Regions from separate parts of the Homo sapiens genome. Here region 1 is linked to region 2. Evidence: chromatin loops called from intact Hi-C (ENCODE). Cell type or tissue: endothelial cell of umbilical vein. All regions are shown on one strand.

Region 1 (2,500 bases), 90 kb after region 2:
CTTGCTGAAGATCAACTAATTGTTGACTGGGTGAGCTTTGTTCTGTCAGCCTGACTGACGCATAAGCACACGCTACACTACACACTCCCTAATTTAGTTTTCTTTTTGTTTAACAATAGATGCTGCCTGTGCCATGGGTACGTTGTGAGGTTATGCTTAGGATGTAATAGAAACTTTGTTCATGTTCATGAATGAGAGAACTTATTGTTTACATTTAAAATGCTTTTACAGTGTTTTTAACTTTTTCATATCAAATGTGTTTACCAATCAGTTCTTGATAAATTATGATTTTTGACTTATTTTGCTTTATTATAGTTATTTTACTCAATGATTTTTCAACAGAGCTCTTTATTGTTTAAACCAAATAAAATTTACATTATTATAACTACATAAATAAATATTAAATCTAAGTTATTGTTTTTATAAAATTGTGTACTATTATTTTTTTCTTACTGAATGCATTTCTAACAATATTATGATGAATAGGCCAGGCACAGTGGCTCATGCCTGTAATCCCAACACTTTGGGAAGCTAAACTGGGGGGATTGCTTGAGGCCAGCAGTTCAAACCAGCCTGGGCAACGTAGCAAGACCCTGTCTCTACAAAGTATTTTAAAAATTAACCAGCCGTGGTGATGTGTGCCTGTAATCCCACCTGCCTGGGAGCCTGAGGTGGGAGGATCGCTTGAGCCCAGGAGTTCAACACTGCAGTAAGCTGTGATGGCGCCACTGCTCTCCAGGTTGGGCAACAGAGTGAGACCCTGTCTCTAAAACATTAGGGTTTTAACTTTAAAAACCCAATATTATGGTAAATAAAATCCAACCCAACTCTGAGGGTTTTTTTTTTTTGAGGGTTTCTTTTTTGGTTGATGTTACTAAAAATATATTTATTTTAATATTTGCAGCTGGTTTTAGAAAAAGTTTTCGTCTTAGTAGAAAAGATAAGAAAACAAATAAATCCATGTATGAATGCAAGAAGAGTGATCAGTACGACACAGCTGACGTACCCACATACGAAGAAGTGACACCGTATCGGCGACAAACTAATGAAAAATACAGACTCGTTGTCTTGGTTGGTAAGTGCTTGTTTCTGTGAGTAATTCTGAGGAAATGAGTGAGCTAGTAAGAATTTCTCTTCAAAGTGAATCATACTTGAAGTTTTCAAGCTAAAAATCTCCTCCCCTTCAACACCTTTTGTCTTGTCTCTGAAACAAAATCTTTAGTTTTTTGTACGTAATTGACTTGCAGAGACTTTTAAGACATTTCTGAAGAACGGTACTGTCGTTTTAGTGGAACCTTTGTCAAGTGGGGATAGCAAACACTGTTGTAATATATGAAGCATACATCAGGGCAATTAAATAATAGAAGTGAATATTTTTGAACACAATGCAAGTTCGTTTCAAAGCATTTTGAGGCAGCAGCATGGTACAAGCTTCAGATGGCATTTAGACCTTCAGTGAAATAAAGTATTACAGCAGAGTTCTAGGATATTTCAAGCTAGAGAGTCAGCAAAGTCGCTTTAAAGTTGATAATTGGCTGGGTGCCGTGGCTCACACCTTTAATCCCAGCACTTTGGGAGGCCAGGGTGGGAGGATCACTTGAGGTCAGGAGTTTGAGACCAGCCTGGCCATCATGGTGAAGCCCCATCTCTACAGTGAAGCCCCATCTCTACATTGAAGCCCCATCTCTACAAAAATACAAAAATTAGCCAGGCGTGGTAGCACAGTCCTGTAGTCCGAGCTACTCAGGAGGCTGAGGCAGAAGAATCCCTTGAACCTGGGAGGTGGAGGTTGCAGTGAGCCAAGATCGCGCCACTGCACTCCAGCCTGGGTGACAGAGCGAGACTCTGTCTCAAAATAAAAAGGCAGTTAATAAAGGAATGTGGGTATTTTCACAAACATCGATTGCCTTGACTCAGATTTGCATCCTAGCATCTATCTTGTGCACCCTTCACAGATGTGAGTAGCCACAAGCTCCATGTATCTTCACTTCATCCTCAATGCATTTCTTTAAAAATGTAGCGAGAGATATTTAAACTTCCAGGATCAAAGCCAATGATTTTAGAAAAGTTTTGGAGTAGAAGAGCATGGTGTCTCTTAGTGTTAGTACATTCTCACACTGCTATAATTACCTGAGACTGGGTAATTTATGAAGAAAAGAGGTTTAATTGACTCACAGTTCCACAGGCTATATAGGAAGCATGACTGGGAGCCCTCAGGAAACTTAACAAGCATGGCAGAAGGTGAAGGGGAAACAGGAGCGGGCTTCACATGGCAGCAGGGGAGAGAGAGAGTGAGAGCGACAGGGGACGTGCCACATACTTTTAAACCATCAGATCTCCTGAGAACTCATTATCGTGGGAATATCATGGGAGAAATCTACCTCTGTGATCTAGCTACCTCCCACCAGGTCCCTCCCCCAGCATTGAGAATTACAGTTCAACATGAGACTTGGGTGGGGACACAGAGCCAAACCATATCACTCTTGTTAATTGTTCTTTT
Region 2 (2,500 bases):
GAGTTCACAGAGGAAATGCAGTAGACAGAGAGTGTCTGGGGGAATATAAACTTTCGTTGTTATATGCTGCTAAGGTTTAGGCATTGCTTATTACCACAATATTATTTATAACTTAATTTTAACAAGTATTTTCACTATATTACATTTCAAATATATTTTTCAAATATGGCTTAGTGATGTAGAAATTAAAATAAATAGTTATTAACATTGCATGAGGCTAATTACTTTTAGGTAGTTGCTATTGATCTAACAGTTGCGCTGTAGAAAGTTCATATTCATTTTCTTGTCAAAACTTGGTAATTTTTACATTTTCTTCTTTGATAGACATGCATCTCCCCTCTGCAACCACTGTGGCAAGGCTTGAGAAAGGGTGATATGTCTTGTAAGATGTCCCTGTTTTACTTGATTATTCCAGTTTAATATTAATATATTAACCCAGGAGTGTGCTATCCTGGATACTTTTGATTTGTGTTTCCTTTCATCACTAATAAAACTAGAAGACAAATGTATCTACATTGTTCTTAGAGTCCCCTGTTTCATTACTACATTTCACAATTATTTTTGCTTAGCAAGCGAGGGCTATCAATATCAAAGTATAATACACCCCCTCCCTTCTGATAAAAAACTTTCCTATTTTTTTTGAAAGGCTTGAGTGTATCAAATGGTGTATTTTCATATGCAATTAGTGTTTTAATTGTACCTTTATTTTCTTTCTCACTTTGGAAGCATAGCATCTAGAATTGCTTTCTTCCTCATTGTTTTCATTTCTGTGTTCAGTTAAAAGCTAAATGAAAGGATGTTAACTGCCAACTTTAAAAATACATTTTATTTGTGAATTTCATTTGTTTAAATTGGAATGTTATAAATTATACAGATGGTAAAAATTTGATTTTCATTACTTGACAAAGTTGGCATGTATCTTTGTCTTTTAATTTGAATAAATATTTGGCTAGCCACTATTGTGTGCCTAGTAAATTTAGGTAGTGTTTCAAGCCACTTTTTAATATTATGTGCCTCCACTAGGTGGTGCTCATTCCTTCGGGACATCTGAGACCTAGCTTAAAGAATTTAGTTCTGTCACTGATGGGTTAAAGATAAAAGAAGCAAATTCAGGCCAAAGCAGTACGAAAAACTTGTGAAATTTTTTTATTTCATGTAATGAGTTGTGAAACTCTGTAGTAGAGGTATTTATTATTATTAATGTATGATATTTCCAAGAAATCAGTAATTTTATTATATGGCTCATTTATATAAAATGTATTTAAATAGTTATTATAGATTGTGTTAGATGATGGGGATGCAATGGTGAAAAACAGACACGGTGGTCTTAAACCATATGACTCTTGGAATCAACACTCAAGTAATCACTTGAGTAAGTGTGTAATTATTACTGAGATAGGGACAGGTTTTTGGTGCTTTGAGTGTATAAGGGGCAGAGAAGGGGGTATTTTCCAAGATTCTGGGAAGTTTTATTGAAGAACTGATCACTGATCTAGTTAAATAAGATCTGAAAGTTGCTGAAGAATTAACCAGTGTGAGTGTGTTGGAGGAGAAATTTCACAGTGATGAGGTTAGTGTGGGGTTGCAAGGAGTTCTTTATCTGCACCCCAGTCGTTGTAATGGTTGGATCCAATGGACCTTTTCAGTCCTGGAGACATCTGTTCTTCAGCTTTAATTTCTTGATAATTTCCTTCCCTCAGCTCTTCTCCTCTTCCATCTTTCTAGAAGTTCTTTTAGGTGAATATTGGCCTTTCTGGATTTTACCTTTGCTTTTAAAGAGATTTCTTCAACTTTTACTACATTTCTCTTTAAAATCTTAAAAATTCGCTGCTGCTATTTTAATTCCAGTACATTTGAGAAGAATGTCTCTGTTTCTTTTTTGTAACATCTTAGTCTCATTCCATGGATACACTATAGAATCTTTCTGAGGATAATTAAACAAAACAAAAGCCCCCTTTTTGTTGATTCTGTGTTCCATGAACTTTTCAAAGTTCTAAGTACCTTGTTTCTCTCTTCCAGCAACCCTTTAGATAGATATTAATCTTTACCCCATTGTAAAGATTAGAAGAATGAGGTACCACTTTGATTACACAGCCAGTTAGGTGGTAGAGCTGGTCTTGAACCCAGGTGGTCTGACTCAAGTTCTACATTTTTACTATCATGCTACTCTGCTTGTTGATGAGTATTCAGTAGAATGGTTTCGGTTTCATTTTCAATTCTCCTCATTTTGTTCACAATTTTTCTTTACTCTGGGACTTTTTTTTTCCTGTTTTGCCTGCTTGGTGTTTATCCTGTGGGGGCTTTCCTCAAATGTCTGCTTATTCTTGGTTGTCTGCCTGTGTTTAATAGTGAGTTGTTAAAAGAGCTGATTGGAAGATCTATGTGTTGGAGCAGGGCCTGGTGACAGGTGGAATCTCTGTAGAACAGTGGTTTTCGACTGAGTTGGATTCCTTCTCGCCTTTCCTGGTCATTTGGCAACATCTGGAGGCATCTTTGATGG

The links. A loop is a pair of places that touch in the nucleus more often than their neighbours do. Peaks named below come from ENCODE experiments on the same cell type or tissue, not always from the same donor. Only the 100,000 strongest peaks of a DNase experiment are listed, where the experiment ranks them.
Region 1: a loop joins it to region 2, with 4 times the contacts of the local background. A loop is called at or near these places in 2 of 110 quality-filtered maps.

The regions. Positions count from the first base shown.
Region 1 is chr10:28,088,246-28,090,745 of GRCh38, reverse strand. MPP7 (MAGUK p55 scaffold protein 7) reads left to right here. Exons shown (of 17, transcript NM_001318170.2): 12 at 905-1,075. Among named protein-coding and RNA genes, the nearest start is that of SNORD130, 16 kb to the right of the region's middle. RefSeq lists an enhancer at 740-1,939. In endothelial cell of umbilical vein, no CTCF peak of the experiment used is centred here; a DNase peak (open chromatin) is centred at 1,015; H3K27ac peaks cover 2,500 bases.
Region 2 is chr10:28,178,219-28,180,718 of GRCh38, reverse strand. The region is part of intron 3 of MPP7 (MAGUK p55 scaffold protein 7); the gene reads left to right. Among named protein-coding and RNA genes, the nearest start is that of SNORD130, 110 kb to the right of the region's middle. In endothelial cell of umbilical vein, a CTCF peak has its summit at 1,017 (motif pointing right); DNase peaks (open chromatin) are centred at 1,058 and 2,238; H3K27ac peaks cover 496 bases.